Linked DNA regions of Homo sapiens: region 1 is linked to region 2. The links are chromatin loops, found by intact Hi-C in ENCODE. Cell type or tissue: spleen. All regions are shown on one strand. Each heading gives the region's core, and the rest is flanking DNA. Links, peaks and the distances in the headings are about the cores only.

Region 1 (5,383 bases), core at 186-5,185, 60 kb before region 2:
TATAAGAAAATACTATGAACAACTTTATGCTGATAAATCGGAAGACCTAAATGCAATATACAATTTTCTAAGAAAATAGGTATTACCAAATTTGGTAAAAGAAGTAGAAAATCTTTAATAGTCAATAAGCAAGTTAAAAATATTAGAATGAGAATCAAAGATCTACATTCCAAAGAAAGCATCAAGCCTCGACTATTTCACAGGTGAGTTCTTTCAAAACTTCAAGAAACAGATAATTTTCATTTGATATATACCATTCCAGAGTACAAAATTGGAATGTATCCAACCAATTTTACTAGGCCAGCATAACCTTCATCCCCAAACAGGCAAGGACAACACCAAAAGAGAAAATTATAAGCTGTCTTCCCATAAGGATACAGGTGCATATTTGGGAGGCCAAGGCGGGTGGATCAGCTGACGTCAGGAGTTCAAGACCAGCTTGACCCAACGTGGTGAAACCTCGTCTCCACTAAAACACAAAAATGGGCTGGACATGGTGGTGGGTGCCTGTAATCCCAGCTACTCCGGAGGCTGAGGCAGGAGAATTCCTTGAATCGGGAGGCGGAGGTTGCAGTGAGCCGAGATTGTGCCATTGCACTCCAGCCTGGGCAACAAGAGTGAAACTCCATCTTAAAAAAAAAAAAAAAAAAGGAAAGAAAGAATACAGGTGCATGACTCTTAGTGGTAGATTAAAAAAAAAAAGAAGTATACAGGTATAAAATTTCTACATTAAAAAATTAGTAAATTTATTTGAGCATTATCAAGTAGCACTTATCCTGGAAATGCAAGAATAATTCAACTTGCATTTAAAATAATTGAAAGTCTGGCCAGGTGTGGTGGCTCATTGCTATAATCCCAGCACTCTGGCAGGTCAAGGCGGGAGGATCACTTGAGGCCAGAAGTTTAAGACCAGCCTGGGCAATGTAGCAAGACCCTGTCTCTACAACAACAACAAAAGAATTAACTTAGCACAGTGGTGTATGCCTTTCGTCCTAGCTACTCAGAAGGCTGAGGTGGGAGGATTACTTGAGGCCAAGAGATCAAGGCTATGGTGAGCGCTGATTGCACCACCTGCACTCCAGCATGGGCAACAGAGCAGGATTCTGTCTCCAAAAAGAAAAAAAAAAAAAGAATAGAAGATCTATCCTATCTTGTTGCACCAACCTAATTGCTGACTCCAGCAACATGGCAAACTAAGCTAATTGTAATCTCCTTTCTCCAATGACAGAGACATGCACGCTGGATTAAACATAACAACAACAATTGAAATGTAGAATTTAGCTTGATTAAAAGTCAGAGAAAGCCCTGGCTATCAGAATTAAACCTAACACTGTGGTGTTCCAGGGGTCTATCAGATTGGATACTGGATTTAGCCCCAGAGGTTAGGGTTTAGTGCCCCCATGAAGTAGGAAATCTGTCTTGGGTTCACGAAACAAGGTAAGTGGAACTAATATTTCTGTAAAGGCCAGGACTTTAGAAGAGCTGCCTCCTTAAAACAAAGAGGGGCTAGAAAAACTCCAGTGGCCCAGAGAAGGTACAAAAAATATCCAGCAGCCAGGCTCTGGGAAAAAAGAAAACTTACAAAATCTACCAGTTTTCTGAAAAGTTTAGAGGAAAAAGATTTTATTCTAGTGAACAGTTTGCACACTGGGGAGATGCAGCCTTTGGCACAAAATGAAGCCTTTGGCACAAAACCTTGTGAGAGAACCAAGAGAGGGTTGTCTATTATAGGGAAAGGTCCTGTCCAGGTTCCCACCCTGGTCCACTTATGCAAAGGACGGTTGCAGACTTGCCTAGTTCTGATTGGTTGATGTTTGCTGAGTTCTGATTGGTTGATGCAAGTCACAGTCTATTGCCTGAGGTAGGAACAGACAGTTATGAAAGTCCCAATGTTAAATAAACATAGGGTTTGCTGGGAAGGCAGAGTATGTGTGTGACCTCTAGCCAGCAAATGGCTGCTTGGCTGTATTTGAATTTAGGCCATTTGCCACTCAGGATTCATCTGGAAGGATTGACTCTTTCAGGGTTCGCAAGTTAAAAATTAAGTTTCTAAGCCGGGCACGGTGGCTCATGCCTGTAATCCCAGCACTTTGGGGGGCCAAGGCAGGCCCATCACTTGGGGTCAGTAGTTTGAGACCAGCCTGGCCAGCATGGTGAAACCCCATCTCTACTAAAAATACAGAAATTAGCCAGGCATGGTGGCACACACCTGTAGTCCCAGCTACTCAGGAGGCTGAGGCAGGAGAATTGCTTGAACCCGGGAGGCGGAGGCTGCAGTGAGCCAAGATCGTACCACTGCACTCCAGCCTGGGTGACTCTGTCTCAAAAATAAACAATAAAGTTCCTCAGGCCCAGTAGCAGCATTTCTAGTGTTCAGTAACCACACGGGGCTAGTGGCTTCCATATTGGATAATGCAGGTATAGCAAGTCTTCATCATCCCTTAAAGTTCTGTTGGATAATAGCACTGCTCTGAAGTACCTGCCAGAAGAAGACAAAAAAAATCCCTCTGTAGCCATACACTTCCACAGCTCAGTTCAAATGGGACTCCTATGCAGAAAACAACCCCTGCTAAGGGTGAGCTTATTACCAAAAATTGCAAACCCAATCACAAAACAATCTACTGTGAGGGAAAATCAGCAAACAAACACAACAGATAGGTTTAGCATGCCAAGAACTTTAGAAATGGCACATTCAAAAAGTTAAAGAAATGAAATTGGGAATAGTGGCATTGTTAAAAGGGACAAGTTGAATGAAAAAAGGCCAAATTTAACTTTCAGAAATCAAAAATATTAAAGTTAAGCTCAATGGAGGGGTTAAATAGAAAGTTAGAGACTGTTCAAGTGAAAATTAGGGTATGGGAATTAGATGTGATGAGATTAATCAGAATACAGAGTGCTGAACACAGATAAAAGGAGATGGAAAGTGTGAAAGGTGAGTAAAGGATATAAAGGGTGGAACAAAAAGATCAATCCAGATTTCTCTACCCAGCTAATCTATTCAAGAGCAAAGAAGAAATAAAGGTATTTTTCAAAAAAGTCTCAAGGAGTTTGTCACCAACAAAACATTGCTGAAAGAATTAATAAAGGATATACTTTGAGCAAAAAATAATTTGAGGCAAGAAGGAAGAAATAGTGCAAAGTGGAATTGATAAATGTGGATGACTTTAAGCACCAGGTATAAATAATAATTACTAATTTTGGTGAGCTTATAATAAGGTGCAGCTGAAGTACTAAACTATGGCATGAAATTGGTTGAGGCATGATTAAAGGACTGAAGTTACTAGGTGAGGTTACAGATGTTGATTAAGATTGTGGTAAGTGTTCATGTTAAAATAGAGAAAGTTGTTGACTTGTCTGAGGCTTTAGCAGGCTTTGTACCAAGAGTCTGCCACTGGGGGATATTTTTCTGCTTAGATCCCCTCAGATGGTGTGGCTTGGAGTTCAGGATGATGTGCTCAGAAAGAGAGAGTAATTGGAAGTGAAAATGACAGGAATGGCCTCAAAGTCACCAATCCTGAGCTTTTTCCATTAGGCTGTTATGTTCCCAATGTCAGGGCCTGTCAGCGTATACCCTGAGCTGAAGATTGTGCTGTGCAAGGAATTAGCTTGAGGCTGATTGAAAACACAGTAATCTGAGCTCAAGAAAAAGTTTTGCAGAGTATCGCAGTGCCTGGTTCATGGTTATCCGAGGAAAACAAGTCTCAGCCCTGGCACAGGAGCACACATGAAACCATTGCAGTGAGTCGCCTGCTGCCCACTTTGGAATCTGTCCCTCAGTTGGACACCGTGTCCCCACCCCTGACTCACCTTCATGACCCAACCCGCGAGCCCTGAGGGTGGTACTCCACATCCCCCACGCTGGGCTGCGGGTGCCTGTTTCTTTCTAAGAAATAGAATGCCTCACTGCCGTGGCTGTCCCTCCTAGTTGCCAGCGGTTCTTTCTCTTGAGTAATTTTACCTGTTGAGGGGCTGTTTGTACCACAAAAAGAGTGACAGACCTGGTTATATGAGCCTTAATTTTTACACTGAGTGTTAATTTCTGTGCCTATATGTTAACATCTAATTCATAAAACTATTTTGAGAGTTAAAAGCACCCATTAAGTCCCTGACAGTAAGTTCTCAATAAATGTTACTTTAACAACAGCAACAACAAAAGTAGCTGCTAGAAGAGTAAACTCAAAGAGCAAATTTCCAAAAGAGGAAAATAAAATAAGAAAATAAAACCTGAAAAGGACAAATAGGAAAAAGACGAAACAAGTAATGACATAATAAGCCATAAAAATGAATAAAAATATATTACTAATCAGTAAATTCATTAAATTTTCTAGATAAAAAGCAACAGTTGTCAAATATTTTTAAGAATCTGTCTCAGCCAGGCGCAGTGGCTCATGCCTATAATCCCAGCACTTTAGGTGGCCGAAGTGGGCAGATCACTTGAGGTCAGGAGTTCCTGACCAGCCTGGCCAACATGGTGAAACCTGTCTCTATTAAAAATACAAAAATTAGCTGGGCGTGGTGGCGCGCACCTCTAATCCCAGTTACTCGGGAAGCTAAGGCAGAGAATCACTTGAACCCGGGAGGCAGAGGTTGCAGTGAGTCGAGATCGTGCCACTGCACTCCAGCCTGGGCGACAGAGCAAGACTGTGTCTCAAAAAAAAAACAAAAAACAAAACAAAAAAAACCTGTCTCTATGCTGTTTACAAGAGACAGCCAAAAAATAAGGACACAGAGAACTTGTAAGTTAAGAATAAAAAAGACATACCAGGCCAAGTACTAATCAAAACAAATTTGTTGAAAGTATATTAGTCTTAGAAAAAGGATTTTAAGGCAAAAATCTTTACCAGAGAGGTTAGAATGGTAAACTTTAGACTTTGTATATTTTTATCATATTTAAAAAGTCTTTACCAGAGATGGTTTATCAAAGATAAAAAGACAAAATTAACAATTCTACAGATATATAAATTAAAAGTTAACAGGAACACAGTGAGATTGAGAAATACATTTTCAAACTGGATAATTTTAACATATCCAGCAATGAATGATTGCACATTTTTTTTTCAAATACACAAAAATTGACCACATAAAGGAAGCCTCAAAAAAGAATTAGTATAATATCATATAGACTGTATTCTCTGGGAAATCAAGGATAAAAAGATAAGAAAAGAACTGTACATTTGGTTATTAAAAGCTAAGTTGAAATTAACAAATTTCTAAAACAGCGTTGCTTACCAAAACCGATTCAAGATGGAATAGAACACCCAAATAATAACATAATTATTAAAGAAATTGAATTTGCTCAATATATTTACACAAAGGAAACAACCAGGCCTGAGTGACTTTTTGTGAATTTCAGCAAACATTCAAATAAAAGAATAATTGCAGT
Region 2 (5,383 bases), core at 74-5,073:
AGCTTTTAAAATGATGTGATGGTCACATTGGTGTTTGTCTTACATTCAGTGCTTCTCCTGCTGCCTGCAATATAAAGTTCAGATCTCTCACCTTGTGCTAGGACAAGCTCCTTTCACATCCTGCCTCTCCTCTACCTTTCCACATGCGTTTCCAGCTACTCCCTTTCAGATGCCTTTGGTCAAACAAATAAATTAGACCCAGTTTCTCATGTATTTTTGGATTTCTATGCCATTTTACATACTATTTCTATCTAGGGTTCTCTTAATTCTTTTTCTGTATCTGGAAAACTGTTCTCAACGATGCCTCCTCTCTGAGGCCTTCCATGACGATTCTTGCCCCTTGTTCCTCCAGGCAGAAGTACCTCCAGGCAGAAGTACCTGATCTTCATCTGTGACTCTCAGCACTTGGTCTGTCAGTTGTCTCTCAGTATCCCTGGGGGTTGGTTCCAGGAGCCCCCACAGATATGGAAACCCAAGGATGCTCAAGTCCCTGAAATAAAACAGAATAGTATTTGCATATAACCTATGCGCATACTCCCATATACTTTAAGTCCTCTCTAGAGTACTTGTAATACCTAACACAATGCCTACACATCACGTCCTTTGCAAGGATTCAGTGTATTACTCAGCATATGGTGAATTCAAGTTTTACTTTTTGGAACTTTGTGGAACTTTTTCTCTGAATAGTTTCCATCTGCAGTTGGTTGAACCCACAGACATGGAGGACTGACCATACTTCATTGCTGCACTCATTACATGGCATTGTGATGATTTGCTTGCATGTTTGTCTCCATCTATATACAGTTAGGTCATTGAAATAAAGATAATCTTTTATCAGTAGGTACCCAGTAACAGTGATGCTTTCCCTTTAATTAAGAAGTACCAAATTCTTGCCAAGTCTTTAAAAACTACCTCTACTGACTACCAGATACTTTCTACCTATATCATCATCTTATTCTATCCCATCGAAAAAATGGTATATCTTATTAACAAAGAAGGAACCTCCCAAATTTCTGGACCAAGCGATAGATGGTGGCCATTTCAGTATCATGAAACTCAATAGTGCCTATACCTTGCTGAGATCTGTACCAAAGGAAGATACAGAACATCTGGTGCTCAAGGTATTCAACTGGTTTTACATGTTAAAGATCAACAAAACCAATCTAATGTTGTGCCAATTCTGTTTTTTTAAGTTTCTATAATTTGTAGCATTAATGTCTGCTTTACACCTGGAAATACTCTTTTCAGTTATGTCTTACAAGAACCATGAAGGTTTTGTATGTTTGTTTGAGCCAGAAGTCATTTTTAGTGTATTACCTTTTTTTTTTTTTTTTTGAGACAGGGTCTTGCTCTGTCGCCCAAGCTGGAGTGCAGTGGTGCAATCACAGCTCACTGCAGCCTTAACCTCCTAGGCTCAAATGATCCTCCCACCTCTGCCTCCTGAGTAGCTAGGACTACAGCACGTGCAACCATGCCAGACTCATTTTTATTTTTTATTTTTTTGAGACAGGATCTCACTTGTCACCCAGCCTGAAGTGCAGTGGCACAATGTCAGTTTCACTGAAACCTCAACCTCCCTGTGCTCAGGTGATCCTCCCACCCCAGCCTCCTGAGTAGCTGGGACTGCGAGCATGCGCCGCCACACCCAGCTAATCTTTGTATTTTTTTGTAGAGACGGGGTTTCGCTATGTTGCCCAGGCTGGTCTCAAACTCCCAGGCTCAAGCCATCTGCCTGCCTTGGCCTCCCAAAGTGCTAGTTTTATAGACGTGAGCCACTGTGCCCAGCCAGCAGGCTAATCTTTTTTATTTTTTTATTTTATTTTATTTTATTTTATTTTATTTTTTTGAGATGGAGTCTTGCTCTATCACCCAGGCTAGAGTGCAGTGGCGTGATCTTGGCTCACTGCAACCTCCGCCTCCCGGGTTCAAGCTATTCTCCTGCCTCAACCTCCCAAGTAGCTGGGATTACAGGCACCCGCCACCACACCCAGCTAATTTTTATATTTTTAGTAGAGATGGGGTTTCAACATCTTGGCCAGGCTGGTCTTGAACTCCTGACCTTGTGATCCACCCACCTCAGCTTCCCAAAGTGCTGAGATTACAGGCATGAGCCACTGCGCCTGGCCAGCAGGCTAATTTTTTTTTTTTAATTTTTGTGAAGACAGGGTCTCACTACGTTCCCCAGGCCATGTTATGCCTTCTAAGAATGCATCTGAGCTGTTGGCTTTCATGGTGAGTCGTGGCTCTAGTGAAGGTTCTGTAGTAAAGACCTCCTTTAAGTTTGCAAGTGCTTCTTTCATTTTAAACTGCAGACATATACCTGTCTTTCTAGCAAAGCATGTTAGGAGTTCAGAAAGGCTATGACATTTGGGGGTCAGTTATGATTAGTTTATAGTTTACAATATAGCCATTACTGTCTGGTTTTGAATATTAGAGAAGAAGCTTTGATATTTGTGCTATAATGGTTGAACATGATATATACCAAGAGATATTGATTATAAAGATGTTTGTGGTATCAGACCAAATTGTTACAAATCATGAAATTTTATTGCATGGATTTATGTTCTAGGAATTTGAATTTTTTATTCTCATTTTTCCTCTGAGAATACCAAAAAGGAAATTGAATGCAGTGATATCTTTAATATTGAAATATAGCAGGTGGCCGGGAATGGTGGCTCACACCTGTAATCCTAGCATTTTGGGAGGTGGAGGTGGGAGGATACCTGAACTCAGGAGTTCAAGACCAGCCTAGGCAACATAGTGAGACCTTGTCTCTATTATTTATTAAAAATTAAAAAATATATATATAGCAGGTAACTGTATTAGTTCTGAAAGCAATGTGAAAATGTCTTTATCTTCTTTTGGAAATAGATTGCTAATAATAATACATTAAAGAATAGCCCATTCTATTTCCAGGACCAGAAAGCTGTTGTGCTGGATTTGGTTCTTTCATAGGGATTGTCTCCTTGTTTCAGTTGGACAATTGATATAAGAGAACTAGAGGCAAAAATATAAATTTAGGACTAAATACAAGCTAATCTCTGTGTTCACTTCGATCATTAGTCAACCTAAAACAACTGATTAATTGACTATAACTCAGCACAGCCACTAGCATTAATAGTCTTGAAAGTTTGGGACATAATTGGATATCTGTCTGAAGACAGGTAGTCAGATAAATAACTTGGAATTGACTTCTAGCCTAGAGAGGCATATTTCAATTCTAAATGTCTTACTTAGAGACATGTCACACAAAGGGAGGAATGTAGAACAATAAGCATAGTACTATGGCTTAAAAATCAAGAGACCAAAATCAGTTCCCTGCAAATTACTTTCCATCTCGGATCCTCTCCATTAAATGGAAAAATCATTTTTAAAAATCCCTATACAGAAATGCAGTTGGTTTAAGAAGAAAAAAAAGTGCATAGATAGATGGAGAAAGAGATCCTTCTTTAACATCTGGGTTCCTTGGCCCTCCCTGAAATATTTCCCCTTGAGCTTTTATTTGAGTGTACTATGAAACCTGCAAAACAATAAAGCCTGTGATCCCTTAATATTCACAAAGAATTGCTAAGTATAACCTCTCCAGAAACATTTTACATAATTAACTCTGTCCTTAAACGGAAGGAGAAACCAGAAGGTAGTTAGTTCCCAAGCACCTAAATATGAGAGAAGGACTTTCAGCTTCAGTTTTATGCTTTTGATAGACAAATATGAGAAGTATAATCATGCATAACTTAACAATGGGGGATGCATTCTGAGAAATGCTTTGTTAGACAATTTTGTGTTGTGTTAACATCAGAGAGTGTACTTACACAAACCTAGGTGGTTTCGCCTGCTTCATACCTAGGCCATATGGTGTAGCCTAGGCCGTATGGTGTAGCCTAGGCTATATGGTGTAGCCTAGGTTTGCAGCAGGCAAAACCATCCAAGTATGTGTAAGTACACTCTATGTATGTAGCCTCCAAGCTACAAACCTGTACAACATGGGACTGTACTAAATACTGGAGGCAACTGTTACACAAGGGTATTTATGTATCTAAACATAGAAAAGGTACAGTAAAAATACAGTATTATAATCTGTTATAATGTATGTGGTTTGTCATTGACCTAAACATCATTGTGTGGCACATGACTGTACTTCTTCCAGTTTAAAAGAGGAAGTGAGAAATTTTCCAGTTTAAGTATTTAGCAATAGTCATGTGGTTCCAGATGCAAGACAGAACCCTTTTGTAGCTGAACCTGGTAGGGAGGGAGAGGGGTTGAAGAATGGCTGGAAGGCAAGATACCTGGCACCTTTTTGAGAAGCTTGAATTCATTCCTTCAGGACTTTCACAAGAAGGAGAAATGGACCTGAGTCTAGAAAACCTGCAGCTAAAGACAAGTTACCAAAAATGCTAACCTTGAAGTTTAAATTTGGATTAGGGGTTATCAAAGACAACATTCTAATTAGGGTATAGGTGTAAAATTTGGATTTGTTGTTCAGATTCTAGTAGAGAATTAATCAAAGTTTGTTCCAGAGTCTTTATTTTTGAACGTGGTATTTAACAGTCTGTTCTGGTTAAAAGTTTACAAACTAAGTCTGAGGGAAACCAGTGAGCTCTAACCAAATCTCAGGAACAGCATGCACCTCGATGTTGTGACCTTTGTAATATACAATGAATGCCAGACACCTAGTAATCTTGTACGTAAAATGTAGAGAAATTCACTAAGGGGCAGAATTTAAATTCTTATGTACTAAAACTACAAAGCAAAAGCCACCAAAGTTACGTCCTGCAGTAGTGTGCTTATAATCAGTTGCATCTCTGGTACCCACAGCTCAGTGGCCCTGTGGCTTTGTGAGGGAGAACCTCTTGCTGAATTTACTTAGGCTTGAAGTATCGATTTCTACCCCCCTCCCCAAGGGTTCCCCCCCTCCATGGGTCCCCACCTCCCCATGGGCCTCCCCTTCCCCATGGGTCCCCCCCCTCCCCATGGGTCCGTCTGTGCTTACCGCGAATGATGATTGGTCCCTTTGCTCTTACCATGCTTATCGTCGTTTCCCTTGTTTCCCCTAGTTGGTCATTATTAATATAAGGTAAATGTCTTTTCTTTCAGTCCTCCTCGCCCTCTGACTAATATGAATGACACCATGGTTAGCCACATGTCCTCTGGAGTGCCCACTCCCACCAAGAGGTACGTATGTCTTGTGCCTTCGACTTGGGTGTTGGCCTCTGCTACTGATTTGCGATGCCCCTGCCAGAAATGAGGCCTGAAAAGCAGGTTGTTCCACAGGGCAGAAAGGACTGGTTTGCTTTCTCTTCCTTTGACCGTCTTTTAGTCTTAATTTCTACTTTTTATTTTCCTTTTTTCCCCCACCGACTCACAAATATAGCAACTGAAGTTT

Evidence for each region. Peaks named below come from ENCODE experiments on the same cell type or tissue, not always from the same donor. Only the 100,000 strongest peaks of a DNase experiment are listed, where the experiment ranks them.
Region 1: it touches region 2 in a loop (1.8-fold over the local background); 1 of 110 quality-filtered maps calls a loop at or near these places.

The regions. Positions count from the first base shown.
Region 1 is chr2:25,542,591-25,547,973 of GRCh38, reverse strand. The region is part of intron 8 of DTNB (dystrobrevin beta); the gene reads left to right. Among named protein-coding and RNA genes, the nearest start is that of DTNB-AS1, 120 kb to the right of the region's middle. In spleen, for the core only: no CTCF peak of the experiment used is centred there; no DNase peak of the experiment used is centred there.
Region 2 is chr2:25,482,585-25,487,967 of GRCh38, reverse strand. It overlaps DTNB (dystrobrevin beta), which reads left to right. Exons shown (of 21, transcript NM_021907.5): 10 at 5,095-5,172. Among named protein-coding and RNA genes, the nearest start is that of DTNB-AS1, 64 kb to the right of the region's middle. In spleen, for the core only: no CTCF peak of the experiment used is centred there; no DNase peak of the experiment used is centred there; H3K27ac peaks cover 519 bases.